Linked DNA regions of Homo sapiens: region 1 is linked to region 2. The links are chromatin contacts, found by Hi-C in ENCODE. All regions are on one chromosome and are shown on one strand. The core of a region is the stretch at or near the end of the contact, and the rest is flanking DNA. Distances in the headings are between cores, read along the strand shown. Region 1 overlaps LOC107984195 (a long non-coding RNA gene). Region 2 overlaps LINC02669 (long intergenic non-protein coding RNA 2669).

Evidence for each region. A loop is a pair of places that touch in the nucleus more often than their neighbours do. Pooled maps may share reads with other maps.
Region 1: a pooled map shows a loop between it and region 2 (5-fold over the local background). The contact joins two enhancer-like sites. A Hi-C loop is called at or near these places in 1 of 168 maps with a recorded cell type or tissue (tibial artery), 3 of 37 single-sample maps with no recorded cell type and 8 of 50 pooled maps.

The regions. Positions count from the first base shown.
Region 1 is chr10:4,033,503-4,036,968 of GRCh38, forward strand. All of the region lies in intron 2 of LOC107984195 (a long non-coding RNA gene), which reads left to right. Among named protein-coding and RNA genes, the nearest start is that of MIR6078, 44 kb to the left of the region's middle. Within about 2 kb of position 1,914, at least 12 of the 41 ENCODE cell types and tissues checked have a DNase peak (open chromatin) inside an H3K27ac peak, as active enhancers do.
Region 2 is chr10:3,469,930-3,473,861 of GRCh38, forward strand. The region is part of intron 3 of LINC02669 (long intergenic non-protein coding RNA 2669); the gene reads right to left. All of the region lies in intron 1 of LOC105376360 (a long non-coding RNA gene), which reads left to right. All of the region lies in intron 1 of LOC124902538 (a long non-coding RNA gene), which reads left to right. Among named protein-coding and RNA genes, the nearest start is that of LINC02669, 31 kb to the right of the region's middle. Within about 2 kb of position 2,527, at least 18 of the 41 ENCODE cell types and tissues checked have a DNase peak (open chromatin) inside an H3K27ac peak, as active enhancers do.

The DNA of each region.
Region 1 (3,466 bases), core at 664-3,163, 560 kb after region 2:
TTTCTTTTCTGCTTGGACTCTGGCATAGTAAAAAAATTCACACACAACTCATTTTGAAAAACCAAATGAAACAAAACAAAGGTCCTCTTAGTCATAGCATCAAAACTGAAAGTTAGTGAAGGGCTTAGAAATTCACCCTGACTTTACACAGGAGGTAATAGCCACTGGGAATACCGAGTAACTCCCCTTCCACCCACACCAGATGGTTTCTGGTGGAGCCAGGACAGCGCTCCTGCCCCAGGACCTCAGGACGAGGACGAAGTCCTGGGCTCTGTTGGAACACAGCATAGGATAATTCTCACAGCTGGGTGGGCCTGGGAGGCAGGAGGCAGATGTGTGCTGAGGGCCACCTGCCAGATTTAGAGATGGAGCACGGATGGATTGAGAAGAGGTTCTGAGACAGAAGTATTGCTCTAAGGATCTGGCGTAGACAAATAGACCCTCCTTGGAAAGATGAGTGGCCCTGGGGTTGTCCCCAAATCTCTGGACCAGCCCAAGCCTATGACTCCCTGCACAAGGGCACCTGCTCTCACTGCGCAAGGATCTCTGGACTTTCTCCTCCAAAGACCTGCTCCTGGAACACAGAGCCCCTCTTCTCCTTCGTATTGGGACCCGCCTGGCCTCACACTAGGAATGTCCCCTGGACAGCAGTTTGAAGGCCCTATGCTCGCTCACTGCACTAAGGATTCTTGAGCGATGGGCGACTTGGTCGACACACAACCCGGGCCCACTGTGCGGAATTGCGTCGAATAAGCTTCTCCCTGGGGCAGAGTCCCTGCCTGTCCTTGCCGCCCCCGTCCTGTTCTCGTCCCTCTATCCTCCAACCCTCCCCAAGGCCCTTTCTCCCCCTACTTCAAGGATGGGGCCCTTTTCCGAGCACTTTGCTCATTGCAAAACATAACCAAATTAAACAAAACAAAGCCCATTTTGGTTTGGGCCTCTAATGTTCTCCTAAATGCTCTCTGATTTTCCATTTGAACCCTAATTTTTCTCAGCCTATTTCTGCAATAAATTATCACTGTGTTTTGAGAAAGTGATAGATTTTGAACCCTTTGGCCCATATTCTTTAATGAATCCTCTTTTAGATTGTAGAGTTTCATCTGAGCTTCCCAATCTTAACTCCTCACTCCCCGCCTCACCCCATAGGGAAGTTAGAAGGATCCGAAGAAGTGGGTTCCTATCAGAGTCTGGCGTCTCCACTGTGGACATGCCACTTAACATCACCTGACCTCTGGATGAATCAAGTCAGTCAGCTTAGCAGGCTCTAAAGCCCCTTTAATTCAAAAACTTGGAGCCTGTATTTTCTTTTCCTTAGATGCCCATGATTTTTTTTAAAAATAGGGATTCTAGTTTTCCATCCAAGACCCTTGCACACTTCAGTACACTTAGTGTGGGGTTCACTTTCCAGACCCGGTCTCCAGGTGCTGTCTGCTTCTCCAGTCATGTTAGCCTGAAACGGCGACTGATTCATGTGCACACTTCGGCTCCCCAGGCCAGAATGCTGTCACTCTGGGGAGGAATTATGGTTTCACTTTTTGCTTCATTCCTGCTGTAGAGAACAGGCACCCATCAAAGTCCAGAGTAAACAGACACTGTTTCACGTGCAGCAGATGGAAGTCTTTATCCATGATTACTTTTGTCCTATGTCTTTCATGTCCCCCTGTTTTTTTGACGCCTCCCACTTTTCCCTTTTAAATACTCTGGGTGATGGTTAAAAGCAAGATGACTGCTGGTTTATTCGTCACACCGGAAGCAAGAAAAAGTTACATGCAGGCAAAGGAGCTGGATGCAGGATCTCATCTGAAGGACAAGATCACTTAGCCATGCACGGGCAAGAAAGAACTGAATGTTTCTGAATAGAGGAAACGTTAGTCCCGGATTTCAACCGAGAGAAGGAATGCTGAGAGTTCTTGACAGCGAGGGCTTCGGCAGGGGTGACACGCCTTTGATTTAGAATGGTTAGCACATACCCACATGCACACATGACCTGCCTTAGTTTCAGGATATGGAAACTTCTGAACAGAATTGTGGGTACAGCTGCATTTACACATATTTACTGGGCACTTATCACATATAGCAAAATATCCTGAAGAGTAAATTACAATCCTCTCCCATCTTGAAGGCACTTATGAAATTCTGTCTGTATTTACTCTTTCTTTAGGGTTAGTGAGCAGCAATGTGTTGCTGATAATTCTAATGTTGCTCCTGGAAATGTGTTATTTTAAGAGATTCACATCCTCCATGTGGGGTTGGAAACATCTGTTCAGAACAGAACGTATCAGTTAAGATTATATTTTGCTCCTCCCAGTTTGAGTCCAGATGGTTACATCTACGCGCTATGTACTACAAGTTTCAATTATCTACTGTAATTTTATTTCTTTTATTTTGTATGTCTAATGAAGCTAATATTTAAAATAACTCCTAATATATTTCTAATGTGCTAAAAGCTAAAGGTCCTTAAGTGTGTGTGTATGTGTGTGTGTGTCTGTTAAAATGTTGTAAGATTACTAGATGCTAAGAATGCCATTTTTAGGCCAGGCGCGGTGGCTCACTCCTATAATCCCAGCACTTTGGGAGGCCTAGGCAAGCGGATCACTTGAGATCAGGAGTTCAAGACTAGTCCGGCCAACATGGTGACACCTGATCTCTACTAAAAATACAAAAATTAGTGGGGTGTGGTGGTGCACGCCTGTGATCCCAGCTACTCTGGAGGCTGAGGTAGGAGAATCGCTTGAACCTGGGAGGAGGAAGTTGCAGTGAGTTGAGATTTTGCCACTGCACTCCAGCCTGGATGATAGAGACACTGTCTCTAAAATAATTAAATAAATGAATGAATGAATAAATAAATACATATTTGTAAAATGCTGTAAGATTACTGTTAAAACGTGTATAAAGCATATTATTAAAGGAAAGGTAAACATTCCCTCCGAGTGGATTTTCTAAATCCAAACAAAGTGAACTTCATCAGAAATAATAGCTTCAAGAAAGAAAATCATTTAAAATGGTGATGAATTGTTATTTAATTCAACAAAATAATACATAGTCCATCATAGAAACATATAATAAAGCGAATTTCTCATTGATCACTATTTTGAGAAAAGTGACAAAGCTATTCAAATGAATAAAAAGTATGTGAATTTTCAGGTAATTTTGTGGGAGAAAGGATGTTTCAGGATGCTTTAGAACATTGATCTCCAAATGTTTGTCACTGTTGTATCCTGTTGTTTTGCAAAATGCAAACTCTCAGTCATTTTTAACGGACATACAAAATTTTTCTTCATATGCTGAAATAGTTGCAAATGATGCAAATTTCAGGATACTATGGACAGATAAAAATGAAACTATGAACTTGTTCTACGAAATGTAGTCAGTGAAATGTCAATAACGAAGTGATTTGATACTGACCACCACCTATTAAAAGAAAAACACAAACAAGCTCTTCAATTACAGGAAATTGGACATTGTT
Region 2 (3,932 bases), core at 1,277-3,776:
GTGTTTGCATATAACTGATGCACATCCTCCTGTTTGCTTTAAATCATCTCTACATACCTTATATCTAATACAAGATAAATGCCATTGAAATAGTCGTTGTACTGTATTTTTTGTTTGTATTATTGTTATTGTTTTTTTTTTTTTTTTGAGATGGAGTCTTACTCTGTCACCCAGGCTGGAGTGCAGTGGTGCCATCTCAGCGCACTACAGCTTCCGCCTCCTGTGTTCAGGCCATTCTTGTGCCTCAGCCTCCCAAGTAGCTGGGACTACAGGCATGCACAACCATGCCGGGCTAATTTTTGTACTTTTAGTAGAGACAGGGTTTTACCATGTTGACCAGGCTGGTGTCGAACTCCTGACCTCAAGTGATCCACCTGCCTTTGCATTCCAAAGTGCTGGGATTACAGACTTGAGTCACCGTGCCGGGCCGTGTTATTTTGTATAGTTTGTTCCATCTGCGGTTGGTTGAATCCACTGATGTGGGACTCCAGTATATGGGCAGCGGGCTGTGTGTCACTGGCCCCGTGTTAATAGGTACCTGTGTTTTCCTATTTGCTGTTATGTCAACAAAAACCGAGAACAATCCCTTCTAAGGGTGACTGCTTTTAGCTTCAAAATCAAGAACACTAAAACTCCAGCATCCATAGGAAAGTATCGCACGGACTTAACCATATCATCTTCCTGAGAAATGGATGGAGGCCAGGTGTGCTACCCGTCACTGAGCTTTATCCGGGGAGAGAGAACCAGGTGAGTATTGCCAGGTGGTGTTGGAAAGCAACAGCAGCCATCCCCATACGCGGGAGAGGGTCCCAACCACATGTGGGGAGATGATTTAAAGGAAACAGGAGGATGTGCATCAGTTATATGCAAACACTACACCATTTTGTGGATTTGGGTAGTCACTGATGTTGTGGGGAGAGAGAGAGAGAGAGAGAGAGAGAGAGGGAGAGGGAGAGAGAGAGAGAGAGAGAGAGAGAGAGAGAGAGAGAGAGAGAGAGAGAGAGAGAGAGAGAGAGGCTTCCGTCCTCAGACCCAGAACAAGACTTCAGCATCTCAATAGCAGCAGGGAGTGGAACCTACTATTACTTTTTTTTTTTTTTCCTGATACAAACCATGCACTGAGTTTCAAAAGGGAATTTTTGGCTAGGTGTGGTGGCTCCCTCCTGTAATCCCAGCACTTTGGGAGGCCAAGGTGGGTGGATCACTCGAGGTCAGGAGTTCGAGACCTGCCTGGCCAACATGGTGAAACCCCGTCTGTACTAAAAATACAAAAATTAGCTGGGCAGGGTGGCGAGCACCTGTAATCCAAGCTACTCGGGAATCTGAAGCAGGAGAATCACTTGAACCCGGGAGGCGGAGGTTGCAGTGAGCCGAGATCACATCACCTCACTCTAACCTGGGTAACAGGCTCTGTCTCAAAAAAAAAAAAAAAAAGGGAAATTTTTATTTATTGTTTACTAAGAAACACCATAAAATATTTTTGGAGTGTGTGTGTGTATGTGTGTGTAGTCAAAAACCACAGAATAATTGACACATGCCTTTTTGACAATCTTGTCTCTTAACACTGAGTTCAAAACACACTGACGCTGTCCTGAGAGGCCACCGACAGAGAGAAGCAGGGCCCCCTCTATAGAAGCCGTTTCTTGGGAAAGGTCCAGATTTCTCCCAGCACTTCCTCCTCTATTCTCTCTGTTATTCATGCTACATCGGACATCCCATGCTGCGACTTCCCCCTCTTCAAATGGATTTTCAACAAAGTCTCTCTTTGTTAATCAAAACTTTTTTGATTACTTTCTTTATCACTTTTTTTTTTAAATTCAGAAGTATTTTAGTGGCTTGGCTCCCTGCCGTCTCTCAAAACTGTAGTGAGGTGTGAGGAGGGCAGGAGCCGACCCCGTCTGCGTCTGCACAGACCATCGTTCTGTGGGTATCAAAGCTGCCATGTCCCTCCCAAGAGACACAGCAACATTTTGTGCTACAATAGTTTACTGCATTTAGTATCCATTCATTATTGAAAAACAGATTTTTCTCATAGACTTGGACCTACCCCTCCCAGGAGAACGTTATGCAGAATTTTTCTGCATAACGATGTGGCTTATCTTTGATGTGGATAGAAGCCACTGGGCATCTCTGTTTGGGGCATTTCTTCTCTCCAACCTGCAGCGGGGGCAGCGGGTCATTCCAGAGAGGACACAGCAGTGACGACGAGACAAAATCGGCGTTTGGGTTTTCCAGGCCATCCATATATTTGGCCCAAGTAGATTTACTAACCCACCACTGTCACTGAAAATCCTCAACAGCACATTTTTGCTGGGGACAGAGAGGGGGAAGGATGGTCTGAATAAGGAAATGGCATGTGTGCTCACTGTGCTTACGCTTGGTAGAACAAGAATGTCAAGAAAGGAAGGCCTGGCGGGTGAGAACAGGACCCATTGTGCTGGAATCCTGTTGGCGGCAAACAGAGAGTTTCAGTCTGTGGTGAATTCACACTGTTACTAGGCATGGAAAACAATGAGAGTTTTATGAGACTTGTTTACACATCTAGAAAATACATCTAGCTCCTTGAAGCAGAGTGTGGTGGCAAACGTCTGACATTCAGTTACTATGCACAAAAGAGTTCCTTCCCACAAGGCCGGCAGGTTCGGGAAGTCCTCCCGTATTCGAGGTACCAGGAGCCATAAATCCATATTTAATTAGCTTTGAACGAAATGCAAGAGATGATAGGCTCTTTGTGCTAAAAATGAAACCAAAACCGACCGGGTTGATTTATGTCTAATTCAGAGTTGTAATTTAATTGAAACGACATCCTGAATTTTAAAAATCTCTCTGGCAAAGCCCATCCCACGTGAAATTCAAATTCAGAGTCTTAGGGCTTAGGAATCTCCATGTTCTGATTCTCTGCCACATTGCTTAAGATGTTTACTCAACCCTCTTCAACAGCTTACTTCCTTAACTGGCTTGCTTCTCATTAAATCACTGCATTTCTTAGTGACTCAAAGTTATGAAGCTCAAGTTTGAATACAAACACGTCGGGATTTCTTAATGGATAACTTATTTGACAGTCCTTAGCTCTCCTCTTCACCAGGCACATGTCTATGGGAGGAGGCTGACGCTGAGTTTAAATGTTGGCTGCTGAGGCAAAGGTAGAAATGAAAAGGTCAAGAAAACGATGAATTTAGAAACTTGTGCCAGATGGTGAAATAGAGATCTCAATAGATAGTGAAATCTTAATAGTACACCTGGAAAATATAGATTCACAATCAAAACCTTAGCTGTTATGCAAGTTTTACAAACAAAAAAAGAGGAATTCCTCTAAATGAAAGCTTCTATCTTCTTTTACTCTAGTAAGAGCAAAAAAAGAATGTAAAAGTTATGAAATAATACTATTTCAATAGCAGGTTAATGAATTATTTTTGAATAACTTGAAATATATGCGTGCACTCATACATGATCAACTTCCTTCGGGCAGGTTGCCCAAATGCTTTATTCTTGCTAAGGTGTTCATTACACACAACACCATGTGGCCACCCTGGGCGTGGGCATCCCTGCAAACCACAGCACAAGGTTCTCTGGGCCCCTTCGCAGTCGACCTCAAAGCAGCCACTCTTGGTGTTCTTTACGTCGACTTTTTTTTGCACAGCAGGATGTCTTGAGGGTCCCCAGGCCATTGTGTGCATGAAGTGTGCTCGTCCCTCTGCAGGTGACACCCCGGCTTGTGGTGAAACCCTGGCTAGTGGATATGCCGGCATCCCCTGGGATTCCAGTCCATCAAGGTGGCCACCGGCCACCAGGGCTTGTAAGAAACCCTGCTGGGGCTTCTCACCTCCTCACCTCCTACTCACCCCACCAGGCATGGGATGCAGCTTGCGTCTCTTCCTTTGGGGGCAGGCTCCTTACCTTCTAGACTCTGGCTCATTTAGGTTCTTCTGGGT